2 separate regions of the Homo sapiens genome follow, and region 1 is linked to region 2. A link is a loop called in an ENCODE intact Hi-C map of the cell type or tissue named here. Cell type or tissue: mammary epithelial cell. All regions are shown on one strand. Links, peaks and the distances in the headings refer to the core of each region. The heading gives the core; the rest is flanking DNA. Region 1 has its middle 6.6 kb from the start of KDF1. Region 2 overlaps SLC9A1 (solute carrier family 9 member A1).

Region 1 (8,109 bases), core at 1,659-6,658, 130 kb before region 2:
GATCCTCCTATTAAATCTACCTGTGGGAGAGAAACCCATAGGTAGATTTAATTTTTAGCAATGTTCTGGTTTTTGTGAATAGTGGATTCAGGGGCTTTCATTTTATAATGAATGAATGAAAAAATAGAAGTTTATGCTCTAATGCTAAATAATTAGAGTTAGTGTCACTTGCAAAGTTCTCAAGATACGCAAACACATGAGAGCCTAGGGTCTTATTTATTTTATTTTATTTTATTTTATTTTATTTTTTTGAGATGGAGTCTCGCTTTGTCACCAGGCTGGAGTGCAGTGGCACGATCTCGGCTCGCTGCAACCTCTGCCTCCCGGGTTCAAGCAGTTCTGCCTCAGCCTCCCAAGTAGCTGGGACTGCAGGTGTGCACCACCATGCCCAGCTAATTTTTTTATTTTTAGTAGAGACAGGGTTTCACCATGTTGGCCAGGATGGTCTCAATCTCTTGACCTCAATGATCCGCCTGCGTCGACCTCCCAAAGTGCTGGGATTACAGGCGTGAGCCACTGCGCCTGGCCTAGGTTCTTATTTAGTTTTTGTTGTTGTTGTTGTTGTTGCTGTTGTTTGAGACAGGGTCTCACTTTGTCACCCAGTCTGAAGTGCAGAGATGTGATCTTGGCTCACAGTAGCCTCCGCCTCCTGGGTTCAAGGAATCCTCCCACCTCAGCCTCCCGAGTAGCTGGGAGTATTAAGTATTATTTAGTTTTCTCCCCATTTATTTATTCATTCTTTTTTTAAAAAGAAAAAATTAAGGTATAATTTACCTATAGTAAAATTCACCCTTTTTAGTGTACAGTTTTGTGAGTTTTGAAAAATGCATACAATGGCACAACTGCCACAGCAATCAAGATATAGATCAGTTCCATCACCTCCCAGAAATTCCCCTGAACCCCTCTGTGGTCAGTTCCTCCCCTTGACTCCAGCCCTTAACAACCACTGATCTTTCTTCTGTTTCCATAGTTTTGCTTTTTCCAGAACTTTAGCTGTAGAAGTGCAGAATTGCTCTACAAAATTCTAATTCTGTGGTACCTAAAATGCTGTAGATTAATAAGAATATGATGACTGAAGCAGCTCAGAGCTACTTTCCTTGCCTAGAAAGAATAAAGGAAGAAAGGAAGGAAGGAAGGAAGGAAGGAAATAAATAAATAAATATGATCTCTGAACCTCTGGCTACGCTTTCTGGTGAGTGTTTTGTGAAGAGTTTTGCAATAGGCACAAGGTAGCTGTTATTCTAATTATAGCCACACTGAAACCTCCCCTTTCTCTGCTCGTCTCCCTCCCTCACTCAAAGATACTGGGCCCTGTTCCGAAGGGTCCTTCCCATTGCCACGGTGCGTATTCAAAAAGTCTGTCAAAAATCAATGACACTTGGGCCAGGCACAGTGGCTCATGCCTGTAATCCTAGCACTTTGGGAGGCCGAGGCAGGTGGATCACTTGAGATCAGAAGTTCGAAACCAGCCTGGCCAACATGGTGAAACCCCGTCTCTACTGAAAATACAAAATTAGCCAGGCGTGGTAGTGGGCGCCTGTAATCCTAGCACTTTGGGAGGCCGAGGCTGGCAGATCACCTAAGATCGGGAGTCTGAGACCAGCCTGGCCAACATGGTGAAACCCTGTCTCTACTAAAAATACAAAAATTAGACAGGCATGGTGGCAGAAGCCTGTAATTGCAGCTACTCAGGAGGCTGAGGCAGGAGAATCGCTTGAACCTGGGAGGCGGAGGTTGCAATGAGCCAAGAACACTCCATTGCACTCCAGCCTAGGTGACAAGAGCAAAACTCTGTCTCAAAAAAAAAACCCAAAAAAAATCAATGACACTCTAGATACATACACAAAATAATCAGAACAGGGCTTCAAACAGATACTTGTATGCCAGTGTTCATTGCAGCATTATTCACAATAGCCAAAAGGTAGAAACAACCCAACAGATGAATGGATGAACAAAATGTGATATATACGTACAAGGGAATATTATTCAGTCATAAAAACAATGAAGTTCTGACACATGCAACAATAGGTATGAACCTTGAAGACATTATGCTAAGTGAAATAAGCCAGACACAAAGGACAAATATTGTATGATTCTCACTTACATGAAATATCTAGAATAGTCAAATTAATAGAGACAGAAAGGTTAGCCGTTATCAGGGGCTGGAGGGAGAGGGGAATGGGTAGTTACTGCTTAATGGGTACAGAGTCTCTGTTTGGAGTGATAAAAAAAAGTTTTGGAAATAGATAGTTGTGATGGTTGCACAACACTGTGAATGTAATTAATGCCACTGAATTTATATTTTAAAATAGTTTAAATGGCAGATTTTATGTAGAAGTATTTTCCCACAATTAAAAACCAAACAATAATAAAAATACTAATAATTTTATTAATCAATTTAAGTAAATAAATTTTTATTAGTCAATTTAAGTAAATAAATAAAATTTTTTAAATAAATAAATAAATAAATAAATAAATAACAAAACAAGCCAGGCGCGGTGGCTCACCCTGTAATCTCAACACTTTGGGAGGCCGAGGTGGGCGGATCACCTGAGGCCAGGAGTTCGAGACCAGCCTGACTGACATGGTGAAACCCCGTCCCTGGTAAAAATACAAAAAAATTAGCCAGGCGTGGTGGCTCATGCCTGTAATCCCAGCTAATCGGGAGGCTGAGGCAGGAGAGTAGCTTGAACCCAGGTGGCGGAGGTTGCAGTGAGATTGCGCCATTGCACTCCAGCCTGGACGCCAGAGCGAAAATCTGTCTCAAAATAAATAAGTAAATAAAAATAAATAAACAAAAAATAACAAAACCAACCCCCTCCCTACAAAACAAACAAACAAACAAACAAACAAACAAAAAACAAACAAAAAATTGACACTCTTTGAAGCAAAACAGAGTACCTTATAGGTCCATCATTCAGCCGACAAAGGAGAGAGAGGTCTACTGGGGTGAGTTTTCCGGGTCACAACCTGCCTCTCCTGTGCGCTTTCCTTTACACTTTACAAAACAAACACATTTTTTACTTGATCCATATTACAGCCCTATGAGGTTGGCAATGTCATATTCATTTTTACAAGTGGGGAAACTGAGGCCATCAAGGTTAGACCATTTGCTCAAGGCCACACTTCTAATGAGTAGTAAAGCTGGGTGGGAACCCCATCTTTCTGACTCCCCATACAATGTTCCTCACTGTGCCCTCCTCCAAGCCCTTACAGCTGTGTCTGGGTTTCTTTCTTTTTTTTGAGACAGAGTCTTGCTCTGTCTCCCAGGCTAGAGTGGAGTGGCGTGATCTTGGCTCACTGCAACCTCCGCCTCCCAGGTTCAAGTGATTCTCCTGCCTCAGCCTCCCTAGTAGCTAGGACTACAGGCGTGTGCTGCCACACCTGGCTAATTTTTTGTATTTTTAGTAGAGACGGAGTTGCATCGAGTTAGCCAGGATGGTCTCAATCTCCCGACCTCGTGATCCACCCGCCTCAGCCTCCCAAAGTGCTGGGATTACAAGCATGAGCTACCGCACCCAGCGTGTCTGGGTTTCTTTCTAAGCAGAGTGGACAACTGCCTCTGTCATCAGCCTCTTGAGCTCAGTTTTTCCTTTTGGCCTTGACCTGGGGCCATTGTCCCAATCCCCTGCTTTCCCCATGGTTGCTCCACTCTGTTCAATTTTTACTTTTCTGATCACCCTCCTCAGCCACCATTTAGGCTCCCAGGCTGGTGGTGACAGCTTGGTGGGAGGAGGGAAGTATCAAGGATGACGCTGGGCTTCTGGCTGTGTTACTGGATGAATGGAGATGACTGGGGAGGACCAGTTTGGGGTGTAAGAATGCAAACGTAGTGTTAGACCTATTGAATTTGATGGTCTGTAAGATAGCCCAGACATATCACCATTGTATCCATGGATGCCATTTTGGAGTGCTGTTTAGGAGCTGCAACACGTACAGCGCTGGGGCTGTGGAGGAGCCGTGGGTCAGGGGAATGTAGGCAGTGGTGTGTGGAGCCGGCTTCAGTGGACCTGCTTCCCTTCCTTCCCTGGGTATCTGCTGCTTGCCTCTGGTGTGCTTCTCCCATAAGGGCACTAGGGGACAGCACACAACAGTGGAAATTGCCAGAACTTCAGGGTCACAGGTTCTGACTTGGAATACTAGATGCTCAGCTGTGGTGTGAACTTAGCCTCTTTGGACCTCAGCATTTCCTTTTTTTTTTTTTTTCTTTTTTGAAACGGAGTCTCGCTCTGTTGCCCAGGCTGGAGTGCAATGGTGCGATCTTGGCTCACTGCAACCTCTGCCTCCTGGCTTCAAGCGATTCTCCTGCCTCAGCCTCTGGAGTAGCTGGGATTACAGGCACAGGCCACCACGTGCAGCTAATTTTTGTATTTTTAGTAGAGATGGGGTTTCACCATGTGACCGGGCTGGTCTCGAATTCCTGACCTCAGGTGATCCACCCACCTCGGCCTCCTAAAGTGCTGGGATTATAGGCGTGAGCCACCACGCCTGGCCTGGACCTCAGCATTTCTCATCCAAAAATGGTTTTAACATGAGGTAAGATAACACAGTGGTTTAGAGTGTGAGTTCTGGAGCCATAGGATCTGAACTCGTGCCCCAGCTCATACACGTACTTGCTGTGTGTTCCTTTGGCCAAGTTATTGAACTCCTCTGTGCCTCAGACACCTCATCTGTAAAGTGTGGGTGATAGCTTCATGTGGTGATTACAACCGAGACCAGCACATGGTAAGTGCTAAACAGATGTTAGCTATTTTATATTAACCCCCTTCCTCACCTCCACACCCCACCCTCTGGCTCCCTGCCCCGCCATTCTGGGGCTGGGACTCTCAAAGGCAAGACCACTGCCTCTGAGAATAAGCTGAGCAAATTACTGGTATTGACCACGACTGCCTACAACATGTTAGGTTTATTATGTGCCTTATTCCATTTAATCCCCATAATAAGGCCAGCAGGGTGGCTCACACCTGCAATCCCAGCACTTTGAGTGGCCAAGACAGGAGGATCGTTTGAGCTCAGGAGTTCAGACCAGGCTGGGAAACAGCAAGACCTTGTCTCTGCCAAAAAAAAGGAAAGAAAAGAAATTAGCCAGTATGGTGATGCACGCCCGTGGTCCCAGCTACTCAGGAGGCTGAGGCAGGAGGATCACTTGAGCCTAGGAGGTCAAGGTTGCAGTGAGCAGTGATCATGCCATTGCACTCCAGCCTGGGTGACAGAGCAAGACCCTGTCCCCCAAGCGAAAAAAAAAATCCTCACAATAACTCAGTAAACAGATCTCAAACTCCTGTTTTACAGCTAAGAAAACAGAGGCTCAGAGATTTAAACCACTTGCCCAGGGTCACATAGCTAGTAAGTGGCAGAGCCTAGAGCTGAGCCCAAGTTCATTCTGGTTCAGAGCCTGAGCTCTTTGCAGTGGCTCCTCTGGGCCCCCCAGAAACTGGGTCCTTAGAGGCCGGCTGCGTTGGCTCACACCTGTAATCCTAGCACTTTGGGAGGCCGAGGTGGGCGGATCACCTGAGGTCATGAGTTCGAGACCAGCCTAACCAACATGGAGAAACTCCATCTCTACTACAAATACAAAATTAGCTGGGCATGGTGGCTCATGCCTGTAATCCCAGCTACTTGGGAGGCTGAGGCAGGAGAATCGCTTGAACCCGGGAGGTGGAGGTTGCAGTGAGCCGAGATCACACCATTGCACTCCAGCCTGGGCAACAAGAGCGAGACTCCATCTCAAAAAACAAAACAAAACAAACAAAAAAAACTGTTACGCTTGTGGGGTGGGGGTGGCGGTGAAGGGGGTGAGGGGCAAGCGAACAGGGCTCTGTACTGTGTGAGAGCTGTGGAGAGAGGTGCAGGGGAAGCCCCCTGGAACTCCAGGCTGCACTGTTAGACGGGAGCCCCCAGGGATTCCTGGGGTTCTCTGTCTTGTGCCAGTGCTGCACCCCATTGGCTGGGCCTAGAGGGAGCTGCAGGCTGAGGAACCCTATCTTGTGCCAGGTTGAGGCAGGATCTGCTGGTTGGTTCCAAGTCCCTAGTAAAAGTATTTTCCAGAGTCCTTGTGCCAAAAGAAGCTTCACCCAACCCCCTCAATTTGCCAATGAGAAAATGAGGTGCGAGAGGGGAACGAGCTTAGTTGAGGTCACATAGTGAGTAAGGGGTGGGCCTTGGTGAATATGGACCTCTGCTTCCTCACTTGCCTCTGTGTGGTGTCAGGTTAAACCTGGGTTCAGATCCTGCCTTTACTGCTTGGTGCTTTGTGAGCCTGGACAAGTGACTCAGACTCTCTGGGCTTTAGTTTCTACATCAGTGAAATGCATTTATTCATTCAGCCCTTCTCTTGGCTGCACCCTCATCCCCCACCATACTACTCCCTCACTGTTACACACACACACACACACACACACACACACACACACACACACACACACACACAGAGGAAAGGCTACACATGGCCAAGCTGAGGCTCCTGGTCACTCAGAGAGAGCACTGCAGCTCTGGCCACTGAACACCACCCCCTACGTTCTGCCCACCCCAGCCAATGTCACTTCCAAGAGCCAATGCCTCTTGGAAGCCTTCCTAGAGAGCCCCCAGCTAGAAGGCTGTCCCCTATGCTAAGTCAAGGCCATCTGGGTCCCTAAGTGATCTTGACCTCCCCTGCTGCTTTTCCTGCCTTCAGACTGAAGCTCCCAGTGGGCAAGGTCTGTTCTGATTCATCCCTGAGTCCCCAGCACCCAGCCAGGGCAGAGCCCAAAGGCTCTGGCTGGGAGTGTTTATGGAGGGGGTAAGTGAAGGAGGCCCCTCCAATTCTTCCCCTTTCTCAGGAGCCCATGACCACCAGCTTTGCCTCCCAAACCATCGATGTGGGAGAAAGTGCCCTGGAGAGAGGGTCAAACAGACCTGGGATGGAATCCTGGTCCAGCCTTTTCCTAACTGTGTGAACTTGGGAAATGACCTCACTTTTCCGAGCCTCAGTTTCCTCTTCTATAGATAGCATTCCTGAGGAGGAGACATTTAAGCTGAGAATGGAAAGACCTAGATGGAAAGACCGAGAGGAAGAGTGTTCCAGGCAGGGTGAACAGCTGGTGCAAAGGCCCTGAGGTTGGGATAAGCTCAGCATGTTAGAGGAACAGGAAGGAAGCCAGTGTTGTCCGAGTGCAGTGAGCAAGGGGGAGAGGGACTTCTTTTAATCTTTTTTTTTGAGACGGAGTCTCATGCTGTCACCCAGGCTGGAGTGCAGTGGTGCGATCTCGGCTCACTGCAACCTCCACCTCCTGGGTTCAAGTGATTCTCTTGCCTCAGCCTCCTGAGTAGCTGGAATTACAGGTGTGCACCGCCATGCCTGGGTAATTTTTGTATTTGTAGTAGAGTAGGAGTTCATCATGTTGGTCAGGCTAGTCCCGAACTCTTGACCTCGTGATCTGCCCGCCTTGGCCTCCCAAAGTGCTGGGATTACAGGTGTGAGCCACCATGCCTGCCCGGGACTTCTTTTAATCTAAGGGATATGGGAACTGACTGGAGGGTGTTGAGCCAGGGAGTGGCCCTGGTTGCTGTATGGTGATTGCAGGAAGGCAATGCTTACGCGGGGAGTCCAGGTGAGAGATGATGGCACCTGGGGACATGGTGAGAAGTGGTCAGATCCATGAAATATTCCAGAGGCGGATCCCACAGGACTGGATGCAGAGGGTGAGGGAAGAGGGGACTTAGGGTATCCCTTATTTCAGTTGCTTATTGCTGAGAAACAAACTATCCCCAAAACTTAGTGGCATAAAACAACAATGATATATTATTTCTAAAAATTCTGTGGCTTGGTTGGGGCTCAGCAGGGCAGTTCTGGTTCCGCCTGGCTGATGCATGTGGCTGGGAGCTTAGCTGAGACTGGATCACCCAAAACGGCTTGTCTTCCTCCACGGCCTCTCATCATTCAGAAGTCTAGCCGACCGTGTTTTAGCGTGGCAGCTGGCCTCCAAGAGGACAAGCCCCAGTGTGCAAATGCTTATCAAGCCTCTGCTTGCTTCATGCTTCTTGGTGTCCCGTTGCCAAAACAAGTCCTACAGCCAAGCCCAGAGTCAACATGGGAGGGGACCATACAAGACCATGGTTCATTGGAGGCCA
Region 2 (8,109 bases), core at 1,130-6,129:
TCAATGGCTAATATACGGTCCTACCTCTTTGACAGCCAAAATACACAGGCCCAGGGACCAAGGGATGGATATGGGAGTAGCTTTTCTCACCACTATTCCCAATTACCCACTGGAAGAGTTTTGGCTTCCTGTGCCCTAAATTTTGTGTTCAGTGGGTGAGCTTTATGCTCAAAAGAGGAACACTCCCTCCAGGGAATGTGGATATGACTCCTTTAGAACTGGAAGTAGAGGCTGAGCGCGGTGGCTCACGCCTGTAATCCCAGCATTTCGGGAGGCCGAGGTGGGTGGGTCACTTGAGCTCAGGAGTTTAAGACCAGCCTGGCCAACATGGTGAAACTCCGTCCCTACTAACAATACAAAAGTTAGTCGGGCATGGTGGTGCAGGCCTGTAATCCCAGCTACTCGGGAGGCTGGGGCACGACAATCACTTGAACCCAGGAGGCAGAGGTTGCAGTGAGCCAAGATCGTGCCACTGCACTCCAGCCTGGGTGACACAGCGAGATTCTTGTCTCAAAAAAAAAAAAAGAAAAGAAAAGAATTGGAAGTAGAGTGTTCTCCCCTGGTCATTTTGAGGTCTGTATGTTGCTTAACTAAAAGGCGGAGAAGAGGGTCAACTGTTCTGTACCTGACAGGGTGATCAGCTAGGATTGCCAGAAGGAAAATAAGTTCCTGCTACACAATGTGGGGAGGGCAGAAGACAATGACAGAAAAGAGGGGATTCACCAGGTGCCTCAGTCCCCCCAGTCCCCCTTCCAGTATTGACAGTGAAGGGGAAATGTGACAATCCAACAAACATAAGACCAGAAGAGGCTGCATTGCACAGGAGTAAAGGTTTAGGACACCCCACCTATAAAAACCCCAGTCAGCCACAGTGCTGGCACATGGTTAGAGGAAAGTGGGGGTGGAGGAAGGATGCTGTGATTGCTAACTTGGGCCTGGTGACCAGCTGCCAAAGTGGGGGCTGTAGCAATTTTCTGTTATTTGCATGCCCCGTTGTCTTATTTAAAGAGGCCGGTTGCATGGTGGCTCACGCCTGTAATCCCAGCACTTTGGGAGGCCGAGGCGGGCAGATCACGAGGTCAGGAGATCGAGATCATCCTAACACAGCTAACACGGTGAAACCCCGTCTCTACTAAAAACACAAAAAGTTAGCCAGGTATGGTGGCGGGCACCTGTAGTCCCAGCTACTTGGGAGGCTGAGGCAGGAGAATGGCATGAACCCGGGAGGTGGAGCTTGCAGTGAGCCGAGATTGCGCCACTGCCCTCCAGCCTGGGCAACAGAGCGAGACTCCGTCTCAAAAAAAAAAAAAGCCCTGTTGCTCCAGGTGAGTATGACAAGACCAGGGTGAATCTGACAAGGTTGATGGTGTTGATGAGATTGTTCCTTCCATTAAAAAAAAAAGAAGATGAAATTCACATAACATAAAACTAACCATTTTAAAGCAAACACTTCAGTGGTATCTAGTACATTCACAATGTTGTACAATCATCACCACAACCTATTTCCCAAACTTTTTCATCATCCCAAACAGAAATTCTGCAACCATTAAGCAATAGGGACATGAGTTTTTCACCCAAAGGACAAGAGTGGGTGCTGAGGGGTAAAAGGAATAGCCCTGCTTGGATCTCCTGTTTCCCTTCCACATCCACACTCCCCATTCGATGAAGGGCTGACCTACTCTGGCTGCCTTCTCTTCAGGCTTTCAGTTGGGACTCGCCAGTGGGAGGCACCATCAGGATGAAAGCTGTCCACCCCCAACCTCCCCGGCTCCCTCTCTGGCAGGGGGTGTTCTAAGCATGGCCACAGTTCTAGCTGGGCAGTCCCCTCCCATGATGAGAGCTCCCTCCTCTTGCCCTTTCAGGTCTATGGGTTGTAATGGCTTCCTGTAGTGTGAGCCCTGCTGGGTCCCATCCCTGGTAGGTTCCCACAACCCCGCCCACATCTCTAATTAATCCCTTAGTGGAAGGCTCTTGGTACCCCTTTAAATACACAGTCGGCCTCTGTACCCTCGGGTTCTGCAGCCTCAGATTCAACCTAGCACAAATTGAAAACATAAAAATGAGTAAACAAAAAATAACAATACAATAAAAATACAACTTTAAAACCCGTATAACAACTTTTTTTTTTTTTTTAGACAGGGTCTTGCTTTGTTGCCCAGGCTGGAGTGCAGTGGCGTGAACATGGCTCACTGCAGCCTCGACCTCCTGGGCTCAAGCAATCCTCCCACCTCAGCCTCCCAAGTAGCTGGGACCAGTGCACCACCATGCCTGGCCAATTTTTGTCTTTTTTGTAGAGGTGGGGTTTCACCATGTTGCACAGGCTGGTCTTGAATTCCTAGGCTCAAGTGATCCGCCCATCTCCGCCTCCCAAAGTGCCGAGATTATAGGAGTGAGCCACCGTACCCAGCTGACAACTACTTACACAGAATTTACATTGTATTAGGTATTATAGGTAGTCTATGGATGATTTAAAGTATATGGGAACATGAGTGTTGGTTATACGCAAATGCATCCATCTCTTGGTGTCCATGGGGGATTGGTTCCAGGACCCTCCCAGGTACCAAAATCCAAGGAAGCTCAAGTCCCTTATATAAAATAATGTAGTATTTGGCTATAACCTACATACATTCTCCTATATACTTTTTTTTGTCATCCAGGCTGGAGTGTAGTGGCGCGATCTCGGCTCACTGGAAAGTCCACCTCCCAGATTCAAGTGATTCTCCTGCCTCAGCCTCCCTAGTAGCTGGGACTACAAGCATGCACCACCACACCCAGCTATTTTTTTTATTTTTAGTAGAGACGGGGTTTCACCATGTTGGTCAGGCTGGTCTCAAACTCCTGTCCCCAAATGATCCGCCCGCCTCGGCCTCCCAAAGTGCTGGTATTACAGGCATGAACCATTGTGCCCAGCCATTCTCCCATATACGTTAAATCATCTCTAGATTACAATGTAAATACTATGTAAATAGTTGTTACACTTTATTATTTGAATTTTTTCCCCAAATATTCTCAATTTGCAGTTGGTTGAATCCATGGATGCAGAATCCATGAAGGGCCAACAGCACTACACCATTTTACATCAGGAACTTGAGCATGAAAGGATTTTGGTTTCCATGTGGGTCCTGGAACCAATCCCCGGAAAATATGGAGGGATGGCTGTAACATCCATTTCCTGCTAGGGAACCGATGGATACAGGAATAATCCTTTGATAATAACCCTGTAATCCTCTTGGCACTAACCGCTTCAGATTTTGTGAGTTAAACCAGCTCCACACTCAGGTCCCAGACTGGGCAAAGGAGATGCTTTCCTGGACAGCCCAGGTTCGAAGGGTGCCAGGGGTGCGCGCCAAGGCCCCACTGCCCTCTGGTGGTTGGATCCAGGAAATGCACCTCAGGGCTCCAACCTCTGCTGAACCGAGCCCATTAGGGATTGAGCAATCCTTACCCCAAATGCTTGAAAGCAGAAGTGTTTCAGATTTTGGAATATTTGCACATACATAATGAGATATCTTGGGGATAGAATCCAAGTCTAAACACGAAATTCATTTATGTTTCATATACAGTTTCTACCCATAGCCTGAAATTAATGTTACATATTTTATTTTTTTTGAGACAGAGTCTTGCTCTGTCACCCAGGCTGGAGTGCAGTGGTTCCATCTCAGCTCACTGCAACCTTCACCTCCTGGGTTCAAGTGATTCTCCTGCCTCAACCTCCCGAGTAGCTGGGATTACATGCATACATCACCATGCCCAGCTAATTTTTGTATTTTTAGTAGAGATGGGGTTTTGCCATGTTGGCCAGGCTGGTCTTGAACTCCTGACCTCAGGTGATCCGCCCAGCTTGGCCTCCCAAAGTGCTGGGATTACAGGCATGAGCCACCGCGCCCGGCCCAATTTTATATATTTTAAATATTGCACATGCAGCAAAGTTTTGACTGTCTCATGAGGTCAGGTGTGCATTCTCCATTCATGGCGTTGTGTTGGGTTTTCTGATTAGGGAGGCTCAGTTTGTACACACCTGAGCTTATCTCATGCAGGGGTCACTGTCCCCACTTTACAGGTGAGAACTTGAGGGCTTCAGTGACTTCCCACTGCCCTTTTGGTCTTCCCACGGTTAAGAGCAAAATCTTAACCATGGAGCACGCGGCCCCATCCTTGCCTCCCCTGTCACTCTGACCCAGCCACCCGGCCTTTTCTCAGGTCCCAGTGTTCGTGGGCACAGCTCCCAGTTACAATGTTTGGGAACTTTCTGGGTCCTTTTCCACCCGGAAGCCTTGGCTCCTTCTTCAGTCCCCTCCTGGGATCTCACTCACTCGGGACTCAGGAGGGTCCTCCTCGCCGTCCCTCCCTCCCCTCTGCCTCTTTTTCACCTCTTGCACAAACACTGGGCACTGGTTAGTGCCGCTCTCCCCCGCGGGGCAGGGCACGTCCTGCTTAGCTCATTGTGGTATCTCAGTGCCTGGCATGTGGGAACAACCACCCCAGCAGCTGACAGCCATGAAGTGTTTCTGTGCCAGCCTTTGAACTAAGTACTTCACGCCCTCAGGCCACCCTCCCTCCTAAAGACCCTCGTCCCCAGAAAGCAGCCCTTGACTCTATTAAAAACTCACATTGATTTATTAGAATATGAAAAAGATTCAGTTTCTTCTGTACAGGCAGCAGAGTGGCAGCAGCTGCGGTGGCTTGGTACGTGGTTGTCGATGTCACCCTTGCATGGTGACTCCTGCCCAAACAGCACTTGCATGGAGAGGAGGATGGACAGATGGGCCGAGGACCCATGGCCCAGTCCCCTGCAAAAAGGGACACTCTGACTATTGCACAATCCTGGGGGAGTGCCCCAGGGACAAGGGGAAGGAGTGTGTGTGGGCAAAGGTCTCTGGGGGCCCAGGATTCTGCCCAATCCACCAGCCCCAGGGGACAGGGGATCCTCAGGGGAGGCCTTCTCCCCCCCACCGCCTCCACAATGGGCTCCACAGCAGGCAGGGTGTGGTACACACAAGGGAAAGGTTCCAGGGGCCAAACCCAGGGTGGGGGAAGTAAGAGCAGGCCAGCAGGACTGGAGGTCAGGCCCAAGAGCTAGGCAGGTGCCAAGAGGCCAGCATCTGTGAGGCTGGAGAGACTCTTGATTAGGAGTGGGAGTTACTTCTGATGTCACAGTCTTCGAGCAACAGTTAAGAGCCCAGCAGGCAGAGAGACGTGGGGGAGGGGTTGGACAGACAGGCACAGATGAGGAAGGGTAATTCTGGAGTGTGAGGAGGGAGTTAGAGGCAGAGCACTGTTCAGCCAGGGGTTTTCAAAATGTTTTAAAAACAGGAGCGCCCTCTGTGCAAACAATCATATATAGGAGTGTGAACAAACAAAACTTAAAAAGGCAGCACATTCTGGAGCCACGGCCAGTCCTTCCCCTAGCAGCTTCCCCTGAGGGGCCCAGTGGTCCCCGTGGGAGCACAGTTCGAAAAGCTCTGAGTCACGTCACTGTCACCGTAGAAACCACCCCTGCTCCAGGCAGAGACACTCAGAGATGCCCTCAGCCCGCAGCTCTGAGTAAGGACAGGTTGGGTGGTGGCCAGGGTGACAGAGCTGGCAGGAGGAGTGTGAGACCTTGGTGGGTCAGCAGTCCCTCCCCCAGCCATGTGCCTGGTACCCCTGGTTTGTCCCCTGATAAAGCAGGGCCTACTCAAGGGAGGCCTCAGCTCCCTCCCTTCCTGGGTGGGACCACAGCTGAGCCAGAGACTCTTTGGTTAGAAACTAAGATTGGTCTGAATGAGGAGGAGGATGAGGCAGAGGGAGGAGCCTCCGAGGCCCTAGTCCAGGTCCGGGAGAAGCCTGGATCTAGGGAGGGGCAGGGCCGGCCTCACCAGCCCCAGCAGTTCTGCCAAATGGATTGGGGAGGCAGCTCTGGTGGGGAGGATGCTTCCCGGGAGGCGGCAGGGGAGGAGCTGTGCTGGGGTGGGGGCTGTGGGCCCAGCTGCCATGCGGTAGGGGGAGGGGCAGGGCCAATCCGGGTCAGGAAGGGCAAGGGGAGCCCCCAGCAGCCCCTGCTCTGGTGGAAGAGTCTGTGAGGGGACAGGCGCTGCCTGCTGGCCCTGGTGTTACTGCCCCTTGGGGAAGAACGGTTCTCCCTCCCCAGGCTCAGGGTGTGGGCCTGGGTCACTGAGGCAGCGCTGTATCCTCTGGGAGCTGGGGCTGTCACTGGGCGCGGGGGTGAAGACATCGTCGGTTCCTGGGGACGAAGTCTCCTTGCTCCGCATCATGATGCCCCCATCGTCGTCCTCGTCCTCCTCAGCCACCTTTGCAGGATCCCGGCTCAACCCTAAGACTTTGCCCTTCAGCTCTTCATTCACCAGGTCCACAGACTCGGGTGACTGCGGGGAAGCCGGGTCGATGGTGATGACAGGCAGGTCCTCCTTCGGCTCATAGGCCAGTGGGTCTGGGGACCAAGAGCAAGGCACAAGCTGGGTTCCGCTCTGGAGCCCGGCCCAGCACGTGCCACTCGGCCGCGTCAGTGCCTCCTTCAGGCCTTCTCATGAGCACAGCCGTCCCGGTCCCAACAGGCCTCAGAAGCAGGCCTCTGCGACCTTCCACCCCACAGCTTCTCTTCCTCAGACTGTGGCCCTCTCCTTTGACAGGGGCTCCCAGAGGTGTCCCTCCACAGGCCAAGGCCTGGGGCTCCTCCCTGAGTCAGTCTGCCCTGGGGCCCTGCCCTCACGTTCCCCACACGTGTTGGGGGTCTCGATGGGGCAGATACCCTGCCTTCCTGCCAGGCACCGTGGCTCTCCCAGCTCCCCACACAGTCCTCGCCCGGAACGTCTCTCTCCCTAGGGATGGCCCCTGACGTAGAAGCAGCTCATGGCTTGGGAGGGGATCCTGAGGTCAGCGAGGGCCAGGCCTGTCCTCCCAGTGGCTGAGGACTGTTCCTGTGGAGCCCCATCCTCAGGAGGTGGCAGCTCAGAGTGCCCAGTCCTGAGGCCCCTCGCCAGGCCCTTACCTGAGCCGATGCGGGCCCGAGACATGGTGGGTGAGTCCAGCTTGTGGGCTGGCACCGTCAGGTAGTTGTTGATCTGACAGAGAGGACAGACGGGGTGAGCACAGGCAGCTGGGCAGAGGGAGCCCCTCAGGACAGAACCCGGCCAGTGCACACCCCACCTTTCGTATATGCAGGGCGCTTGCTCCCCCTCCCTTGTGCCTGTGTGGGCACCCGTACTGGCCCCTCAGGAGCTCCTAAGGGCTCATCCCAGGCTCCTGTCACAGCCTCCCTGAATACACCTACACTGCTCAGCCTTAAATCCACCCATTCCTCTGTCCCCTGCCACTGCCCTAACCCAGGCCATGCCCCACAACCCCACGCCAATCCCTTGCTTAGAACTCATGGCTCTCCATGCCCTTACACTGCTAAAAGCCCCTCGAAAGCCAAACCCTGTTCCTAGAATGGGTACATTTCCTTAGAGGCTGTGGCGGAGCTTGGGCGAGTGGGGTGGGATACAGATTCCCAGAGGAAGGCAGAGGCTACCTTCTGCTCCAGCTGCCGGGCCTTCTGCCTCCGGAGCAGCATCTGGTTCCAGGCTTCCTCGTAGGGGTCTGCCACCAGCGTGTGTCTGTTGTAGGACCGCAGCTGTGGGAGGGACAGCGTCAGGGCAGTGCGGGCCCCGGAAGGCTCTGCTCATGGAGGGGTGGGGGCAGTGCTGGAGGCCGGGCCAGTCCTGGGGTGGGTGCCGAGGGGCACGGGCAGGGCAGGGCTGCCGTAGAGAGGGGCTGAAGGGCTCCTGTACCCTGGGGGTCGGGCTGGGGAGCAGGCCCTCACCCGCTGCCTGGTCTTCTGCAAGTTGTTCCTCAGGATTTTGCGGATCTCCTCCTCCTTGTCCTTGGACAGTGCTGGCAGGATGCGCTCGGAAGGCAGGGACTTGGGGTGGATGTTCCTGGGGCAATAGGGCATCGGTTAGGTCCCCAAGATTCTTGGGATCCTGGTGCCTCCCAGGTTTGGCCAGAAGGAAGTCACCCTAGGGATGACCCAGGTGGGCGCCAAAGCCTCAGGTCCTTGGTGCGAGCCCACAGCTCTCTTGTCCGCCCCAACAGGACAACAGAAGACCCCGCCCCCCAGGTGGCCACCTC

Evidence for each region. Peaks named below come from ENCODE experiments on the same cell type or tissue, not always from the same donor. Only the 100,000 strongest peaks of a DNase experiment are listed, where the experiment ranks them.
Region 1: a loop joins it to region 2, with 8 times the contacts of the local background. A loop is called at or near these places in 29 of 110 quality-filtered maps.

Annotation. Positions count from the first base shown.
Region 1 is chr1:26,963,011-26,971,119 of GRCh38, forward strand. No RefSeq gene overlaps it. Among named protein-coding and RNA genes, the nearest start is that of KDF1, 6.6 kb to the left of the region's middle. RefSeq lists a silencer at 3,721-4,421. In mammary epithelial cell, for the core only: a CTCF peak has its summit at 4,069 (motif pointing right); a DNase peak (open chromatin) is centred at 4,081.
Region 2 is chr1:27,094,215-27,102,323 of GRCh38, forward strand. SLC9A1 (solute carrier family 9 member A1) reads right to left here. Exons shown (of 12, transcript NM_003047.5): 9 at 7,802-7,916; 10 at 7,511-7,612; 11 at 6,989-7,061; 12 at 4,595-6,430. The coding sequence ends at 6,093. Among named protein-coding and RNA genes, the nearest start is that of SLC9A1, 57 kb to the right of the region's middle. RefSeq lists an enhancer at 7,609-8,109. In mammary epithelial cell, for the core only: a CTCF peak has its summit at 3,373 (motif pointing left); DNase peaks (open chromatin) are centred at 3,377, 4,437 and 5,517; H3K27ac peaks cover 1,995 bases.